2 separate regions of the Homo sapiens genome follow, and region 1 is linked to region 2. The links are chromatin contacts, found by Hi-C or POLR2A ChIA-PET in ENCODE. All regions are on one chromosome and are shown on one strand. Each heading gives the region's core, a stretch centred on a gene start or an enhancer-like site at or near the end of the contact. The rest is flanking DNA. Distances are from core to core; before and after follow the strand shown. Region 1 has its middle 46 kb from the start of PGRMC2. Region 2 holds the start of LINC02615 (long intergenic non-protein coding RNA 2615).

Region 1 (4,602 bases), core at 667-3,166, 190 kb before region 2:
ATATTCTTTCTCTTCACAGTGGTAATGGTTGCATTAGTATATATAATTGTCAAAAGTCATTGAACTGTATCCTTAAAATGAATGTATTTGTTGTATGTTACTTATATATCAATAAAGTTGATTTAAAGATACTGAGTTTTGAAACTCAAGACAGAGTTAGTTGACTGGAAAGAAAAAGAATCTTTGAGTTCTGAGAGCCTAGATGTTTTCAGTCCTGAACTGAAATCCTGGTCTAAACAATAGACATCAGACTGGGTGCAGTGACTCATTCCTTTAATCCCAGCGCTTTAGGAGACCAAGGTAGGAGGATCACTTGAGCCCAGGAGTTCAAAACCAACCTGGGTAACATAGTGAGATTCCATTTCTACAAATAATTTAAAAATTAGCCAGGTGTGGTGGCACCTGCCAGTGGTCCCAGCTACTTCAGAGGTTGAGGCAGGAGGATCGCCAGAGCCTGGAAGGTTGAGGCTGCAGTGAACACTAAGATCACACCACTGCCCTGCAGTCTGGGCAACAGAGTGAGGCTATGTCTTGAAAAAATAAACCAAGGAAACAAAAAACAATAGTTGTCGAACCTAGAACAGAACAAGAGCATAGTCTCGTTATCCCCGGTAGCCCAACTTTGTCGAAAAACTTACTAGGCTGGGGAATGCGGAGAAGAGTTCAATAGGAAAGAAAGTGAGCTATTGGTTGGAGTCCCAAAGAAGGGGTCCTATATCACCCTTGTGCCCCTTCATCCTCCAGCCAAGTCAGATCAGCTTATAGAGACAAGCTGGGAGAGTCCACTTGCTTGTGAGAAGTAGCAAGGCCCACAGGGCATTCCTGAGGCCACTGTGGCAGGGAAGATCAGGTGGGGCTCTGGCAGTCTGAGGGATGTCCTGTATGCTCAGCATGCTTGGAAGAGTGGCTGGCAAAAGCCTGAGAACAGGAGATCTGGAGGGGCCTCACAGCTAGGAAGCGGGGAGACTATTATATCAGTGGCTGCAGCATAGGCTGCGTGGTTGGAGATACCATTGAGGAGACAGCAACAGTGGACAACCAAAAGGGAATTTATTTTGGTGGATGCTAACATGAAGGGGTTGATGACAGAGCAATGGCACTGATGCCGTGAGCCCACAGAAGCCTTGTGGAACTAACTTGCCACTTCAGGGACAAGGCTGTGGGTGGGGAATGAAGGCAGGGAAAAAATTCATTTGAAAAATGCTCTTTTGGCCTCTCTTGGAGTAGCCTGGCTTTTGTCTCTGCTAACACATCAGACCAGCCCTGTCCTCCCCAGGATTCTCTGGGGACTCTGAGATGTGGTGTAGGGGACAGATTGGATCCCTAATTTGCTGCCGACCTCCTTTCTGCAAACTCTTTGGGCTAGATCAATGTGAGCGCTGCAAGGTGTAAGCAAGGGAAGCCATCATCGATAGCACACCATTTCCACTTTCATTCTGAACTCTTAACTGACACATTTACAGAACCTCTTACAAAAATGAAAAGTTCAAATATCCCTCTGTTGTAAAGAAACAAGATGGGCCCAGTGGAATAGTCCATCTTGTTTCTTTACTCTTTACATTTGGATGAAGAACCACACCATTTGGTCTTGGGATCCACTTGAAAACTCTCCAGGACTCAGATTTCTGTTCTTATTTCTCATAAGGCACAGTGTACGTGTGTCATCCTCTGAGCTGTCTGTGATGTTTTCCACCTGACCACAGCTCATGCTGTGTCTCCCACCATGGTCTGGTCAGGCAAGCTGTGTGTACACTTCTTGAGAAGGCTGATTGTTGTGAAAACCTTTGCCACAGAAACAAAAACGAGGGGCTGCCTCTTTCAGATACATTCGCCAGCAGCTTTTCTCTTATGACCTCTGGAACACAATTGCATCAACTCAGACATGTGACTGGGCAGAAATACCAGCTCAAAGACCATCTGGTTAAGAATGAGGCATACTTCCCAGCTTGGTGGATGGCAAAATGTCAAAATGCCCCAGGGGGATCTGCCTCATCTCTCATTCCTAAAATATTCACAGGCTGACTGTTTCTGACCCAGCCTCAAAAAGGGGGGTTTTCCCTGGCAGAAGCTGAAGTGATCCTGGCCTCAGGTTCTATGTCTTTTGGAGCACTGTCAGGGGCTTCTGTGTTTCTGGAGCTAATCTAAGGAATAAGTGTTGTTTTAGGACAGTCGTAATTCAGTGAAATTTATTGATGCACTCACTAAGTGAGCAGATACTGTCCTGGGGGTAGGGATACTGTTTTAGTCTTCCTGTGCTGCTATAACCAAATACATGAGACTGAATAATTTATGAAAAACAGAAATTTATATTCTCACAGTTCTGGAGGCTGGGAAGTCCAAGATCAAGGCAGGTTCAGTGTCTGGTGAAGGCCACTTGTTCATAGACAGTACCGTCCAGATGTCCTCACTTGGCAGAAGGGACAGAAGAGCGAAAAGGGGACAAACACTGTGTCCTCATGGGCAGAAGAGTGGAAGGGCAAACTTGCCCCTGCAAGCCCTTTATAAGGCACTAATCCATTCATGAGGGCTCCAGCCCCATGGCCTAATCACCTCCTTATAGCCCCACATTTTAATGCTGCTGCATTGTGGATTAAGTTTCAACATGAAATCTGGAGGGGCACAAACATTCAAACCACAGCAGGCACAAAGATAGTCAATTTCTGCTCTTAACAGATCAGGCAACGCGGGGAGGGTCTAAGAGAGGGAGGAAAGAGACAATAGATTAGATGCTGATGACACAGGGTGGCCATGCTATGACAGAGGTAGGTGAGCATAGCAGGGGAGAACAGATGAGGCACACCTCACCCCAGAGGGCTCATGGGAGTGGTGTTAGTAAAGGCTTTTTGAAGAAAAGGATCCTTGGACTCAGTCTTGAAGAAAAAGTTTGGAATTCGCTAGGCAAAGGTTGAGAGATTTCCTAGAAGATGAGATGAGATGTGCAAAGGTGCAGAGGCAAGAGAGGGCCTAGGGCACTGTACCACCTGGAGCGCATGATGAGAGATCAGATTGAAGATGGCAGTGGAGGCCCAGTGATGAAGGGCCATGAATGTAATGCTAACAGCTTGCAATTTGTCCTCTGGGGACAGGGAACCATTGGAAAGAGAGCCATTTTGTCAGTGGAGCGATCTTAAATGTGTGCTTAAGAGAATATATGGAACTGCGGGGACAGATCCCTGAGAGGGAGTGGGAGGTGAAGAATTGGAGAGGCCTTCTAAGATGATGAGGAGTTATATTTGGCAGAGCTGGGTGGGTGGGTGGGTGGGTGGGTGTGGAGTAGAGAGCATGGGCCAAGGAAGACTCCAGGTTTCTGGCGTGGGTGACTGAGGACAGTGCTGTTGGCAAACGGGAAGGCCAGAGGATAGATGGTTTGTTTTCTTTTTTAGTGGAGAAGCTGATGAATGCCTTGAACACACTGAACCGGGGGAACCTGTGGGCCATCACGAGGAGGGACTCAGTGGGCCAAGGGCACTAAGGTCTGTGCCTGGGACAGAGTCATCAGTCCAAAGATGGAGGTGACAGTCAGGGGAGTGGCAGAGATTGCTCAGGTGTGTATGGGAGCGAGGAAAGAAGAGGCCCACAAAAGCTGGGGCAGCCACTCTTGCGTTGGCTGAGGAAGAAACTATGAGGCCTGAGGTAGAAGCCCAGGGTGGTGTGGAGTCCTGCTGTCAAAGTCAAGGAGAATGCAGTGGTGGCCATGTGGCAAAATAAGGGCAGAAAAGTTTTTCTGAGAATGAATCACAAAAGGAATTGCAGGTCCCTGGAGCTTGCCCTGAAAAGGAACAGGGGCTGGAAATTCTGGCCCTCTGGGTGGGCCTCCCTTCAGCAGCCTCTGAGTCCGTTTCTGGAGCCCTGCTCACTCCCCTCCAGGAATCAGCCCCCAGCAGGACTTCTACCCAAGGCGTGCTGCACTTTATCAGAAGCTTCCAAGGCCAACAGGTGCTGGGAGCGAGTCATGTCTTTTTAGGTTGTTAGAGTGCCCGTCAGCAAATCGCTATCCTTTCCAGGTTATTTTTTTCCTTCTAGTGTATTCCTCTCCTGATACCTTTAAAAACACACAAAAAAATTTCGTTTTTCCTCACATAATTCTATTATCTTAGATGTTTTTCTGCTTTTAAATGTCTATGTTGCTAGCAGAACCCCTTCCCCAACCTTTTAAAAATGTCAAATACACTTTGTCCTGATAAGGTAAGTGAAGGTTCAATCAATTTATTGCTTTAATCAGTAAACATTTGTGGCATGCCTGCTTGGTACCAGGCCCTGTACCAGGTGCTGTGGCAGCAGAAAGACCACCTGAGGGACAGCCTGAGGGGAATGAATGCTGAGAAGATCAGAGGAAGGCGTCTCCCACTCTCCCCTGCCACAGTGCCCTTTTATTTTGTCCTCCCCAGTTTTTGAGGTGTGAAAGACCCGTACAGCATGGATGCCAAGAGCACGAGATGAAGTGGCAGCGGTTCCTAATCCTTTCTGGGTCTGGAGGAGGCTATGCCCTGGAAGTGGACTCTGAAAGCAGGTCCCCAATGTGCCTGTCACCTTACCATGTCAATCATAGACCTCCCCTTGCCTTTCTTTAAATACACATGCAGCTTCCACTCTTTGAGCTTG
Region 2 (4,312 bases), core at 1,072-3,571:
AAGAGAACATTCATCAATAATTGAATGTGAGTTTATAGGATTTGGGGAACACATTTGTTATATAGTCAGAGAACCCCCCAAAGAAGGCCTGTTTCTCCTGGAGAGCTTGCCACTTTATAGTTAATAAAGGTAAGAAGAAGCTTCTTTTTCAAACATTTTCAGGATTTAACCATTCACAGCTTCTCCTGATCTCCATTCGGAAGGACCCATAGAGTCCAGCCCTTGTGTGGGCGATAATGAGAATGTGCTTACATGGAGCTGGATGAAAGAGGCAGAAATCAGTATCACTAGTTTAAAGGTTTATGAGGCTTAGTTAATTAAAGCTTTTAATTTGCACGGGAACCCAAAGAAGCTAATCTTTGTCAGATCCAAACAGTAAGATGACTAGCCATTCTGGTTTTCCCATAATGATGAGGTTTCCTGAGATGGAGAACTTCCAGTGCTAAAACCAGGACATTCCTAGGCGAACTGAGATCAACTTAGCATTCCTCTTCCTCACAGACTCAAGTTTTCTTCCATTTAAAATGCTGTTACAGACTGAATGCTTCTTTCTAACATGTTCCCTGTGCATCAGATCTCTGCTAAATAATGGAGTCCTAGAACTGGAAGGGATGCTTAGATGTCATGAGGTCATCCACTGCCTTCCAGTAGGTTTCATTCAGCTGGGCTGTTTAGATCATCTGCTCCTAAAAAACGATGTGCTGGGAAACAGAGTCCACAGATAGTGTAGAGTCTGATACTTAGTCTGTAATTTTATAATCCTTACTATTTGCTATTTGAATATCTTTCATATTATGTGGTTTCTTTTTTTCTTACACGTTATTATAGGATTGAGAGGTGTGGCTGCCAGTTTCTGCAGAGGAATTATGGAGGTTGAGTTTAGAAGTTCATGGTTCTAGCAATAGCCATGGTTTGGGGGGAAATTACTGCTTTGTTTTGGCAAATGTAAATATAAGTTTTCAGGAAATATGTGCCTAAATTAAGAGTGCAGTGTTTAGACGGTTCCCCCAAACTGCTGTTAAAACTATAAGGAGATTGGCTTGTCTCATTGATAAGGAAGAAAGTTGCTAATATTTTATTTCCTGCTTGTTTTATTAATTCTTTATATTTGATATTCTCTTATATCCTACTCAAATATGTGTATAGATCTCAATAATTCTAAAAGTTCAGGGAATGGAATTCATTTTTTTTGGTAAATATATTGCCGTTTTCTATCTCATTAGGGTAGACAATTTGTCTATCTCAATTGGCCAAACTGCTATTGGGTCGCAGTCGCCTTAGCTTGTGTAAACTATAAAGAACTGGTTCAGATACTCTATATGGAACTCTGTCAAATTCTGGTTCCCAAACCTTGGCTCAGTTTAAGACTTCAAGATACACACATAAATGTAAATAAATAAATTAAAAGTATATATATATATTTATTGTTGTTGTTGTTATTGTTAGATAGATTGTTTTGTCCCAAAGGTATAACCAGTACGTGGTCACTATAGTAAATACATAAATTACAGAAAAATAATAGGAAGAAGAAGAAAATTACTCTGATTCCACCTAAAGATAGTGATTGATTTGGGGGTATTTCTTTTTGCTCTTTATTTCTATGTAGTGTTGTTTGTTTCACATATTATAATATTGCATCCTACCCTTTTCACTTATAATTATAACACAAGCATTTTTCCATTTAATCATGAACTCTTTTTAAATAACATGTGTAATGGTTGCACAACATTCCATGGCATGCTGTAGCATTTCAGTAGAACATAGCTCGGTGGAGGAGACAACAGTATACACATAGAGTAAGCTTAGATTATGTTCTCAAATTAGTTAGGCAAGAATGTAAAATCTGATGGGCAGCAAGGTGTCCTCAGAGGATGGGAGCAGATGCAGGATAAATCAGCATGGCTTCTCTTACTCTGTGCTGATCCTCATGAGGCACGTGGCTGCAGCTGATATCCTTCATAGCGGGTCTCTGGATCTGGAAAGCTCCACAATCCTTTCACCACCCTTTTATATGCTTCTTGGAAGAATTTACACCAACAAACTATGCATTTTTGTTGAAGATAATTATTACAACATTGAACTTTTCTGGAACCAAACTCAGCAAAGAATAGGTGATGTTCTCGTCTTGAAGGACATATAGGGTATCAATTTATTGCCTCACAGCTACAAATTCACTCTTCATTGCATGCTCTGAGAAAATGGATATGGGCCCTTTAAATATTTTTCTTTGCCAGATGGCACCATGTTAATCTTTGTCGGTAGAGGGTGCATGAGAGACATGATAGGAGGAACGGGCTTTGCTTCCTGGTCTGACCATTTTTATATGCAAGCTCCTGGAATGCCTGTGGTTTCTCCAGCACCTGGGTCCTGCTGGCAACCAGCAGCACCCAGTGGCCAGCAGCGTACTCTTTCACCTCTTCTTGGGTGACTTTGTGGAATGCTCCAATGTGACATCTCCCTGTGAACGCCTTTCCTGACACCCTAAAAAGTGTCAGGAATTTCCAGCAAGTTCCAGAGAGCAGGTTTCCAGCAAGTTTGGTCAGTATGACACCACAGCGATATCTCTGCCATTCACTGAACTTGGATTCTTCCTTCTTCAGTGAGGTATGGATTTCAACCCTGGATTGGGAAGTGGCTGGGGACCCTTCCCTGGGCACTGTATCCCAGCCCTGGGGACAGTGGCTGCTTCATATTCCCGTATCCATTAGCATTCTCTTCTTTTTTTTTTTTTCCTTTCCAACTTTTATTTTAGGTTCAGGGGTACATGCGCAGGTTTGTTACATGGGTAAACTATATGTGATGGGGGTTTGGTGTACAGATTATTTCATCACCCAGATAATAAGCATAGTACTTGACAAGTAGTTTTTCAATCCTCACCCTCCTCTCACCCTCCACCCTCAAGTAGGCCCAGGTATTTAGTTTCCTTCTTTCTGTCCATGTGTACTCAATGTTTAGCTTCCACTTATAAGTGAGAACGTGAAGTATTTATTTTCTGTTCTTGCATTAAATTGCTTAGGATACTGGCCTCTAGCTCTATTCATGTTGCTGAAAAGGACAAGATTTCACTGTTTTTTATGGCTGCGTAGTATTCTGTGGTATATAATATGTACCACATGCTCATTATCCAGTCCACCATTGATAGGCATCTAAGTGGATTCCATGTCTTTGCTATTGTGAATAGTGCTGTGATCAACATATGCATGCATGTCTTTATGGGAAAATTATTTATGTTCCTTTGTGTATATACCCAGTAATGGGATTGCTGGCAGTTCTGTCTTAAATTCTCTGAGAAATCTCCAGACTGCTTTCCACAGTGGCTGAACTAATTTACGTTCCCAACAGCAGTGTGTATGCATTCCCTTTGCTCCACAACCTCACCAGCATCTGTTATTTTTTGACTTTCTAATAATAGCCATTCTGACTGGTGTGAGATGGTATCTCATTGTGGTTTTGATTTGCATTTCTGTAATGATTAGTGATATTGAGCTTTTTTTCATAGGCTTGTTGGCTGCATGTATGTCTTCTTTGGAGAAATGTCTGTTCACGTCATTTGCCCATTTTTTAATGGGGTTGTTTGTTTTTTGCTTGTTAATTTATTTAAGTTCCTTATAGATTCTGGATAGTAGACCTTTGGTGTATGGTTTGCAAATATTTTCTCCCATTCTGTAGGTTGTCTGTTTACTCTGTTGATAATTCCCTTTTTTGTGCAGAAGCTCTTTAGTTTAATTAGATCCCACTTGTCAATATTTGTTTTTGTTGCAATTGCTTTTGAAGTCTTTGTCATGAAATTTTTGCCAGGGCCTATGTCCAGAGGGTACTTGCTAGGTTTTCTTCTAGGGTTTTCATAGTTTTAGGTTTTACATTTAAGTATGTAATCCATCTTAATTTGTGTATATGGTGTAAGGAAGGGGTCCAGTTTCCATTTTCTACATATGGCCAGCCAGTTATCCTAGCACCATTTATAAAATAGGGCATCCTTTCCCCATTGCTTGTTTTCATTGACTTTGTTGATTATCAGTTGTAGGTTTCTGGCTTTATTTCGGAGTTCTCTAACCTGTTCCATTGGTCTATGTGTCTGTTTTTGTATCAGTATCATACTGTTTTGGTTACTGTGGCCTTGTAGTAAAATTTGAAGTTAGGTAGTGTGATACCTCCAGCTTTATACTTTTTCCTTAGGATTTCTTTGGCTATTTGGGCACTTTTCTGGTTCCATATGAATTTTAGAATAGTTTTTCTAATTCTGTAAAAAATGTCATTGGTAGCTTGATAGGAATGGCATTGAACATATAAATTTCTTTGGACAGTATGGCTG

The links. A loop is a pair of places that touch in the nucleus more often than their neighbours do. ChIA-PET counts read pairs that join two places held with the same protein, here RNA polymerase II (POLR2A). Pooled maps may share reads with other maps.
Region 1: a pooled map shows a loop between it and region 2 (2.2-fold over the local background). The contact joins the enhancer-like site here to the promoter of LINC02615 in region 2. A Hi-C loop is called at or near these places in 1 of 50 pooled maps. POLR2A ChIA-PET finds 5 or more read pairs at or near these places in 2 of 52 experiments (HepG2 and common myeloid progenitor, CD34-positive).

The regions. Positions count from the first base shown.
Region 1 is chr4:128,239,820-128,244,421 of GRCh38, forward strand. No RefSeq gene overlaps it. Among named protein-coding and RNA genes, the nearest start is that of PGRMC2, 46 kb to the right of the region's middle. Within about 2 kb of position 1,917, at least 6 of the 41 ENCODE cell types and tissues checked have a DNase peak (open chromatin) inside an H3K27ac peak, as active enhancers do.
Region 2 is chr4:128,425,695-128,430,006 of GRCh38, forward strand. LINC02615 (long intergenic non-protein coding RNA 2615) reads left to right here and starts at 2,322. Exons shown (of 9, transcript NR_125882.1): 1 at 2,322-2,604.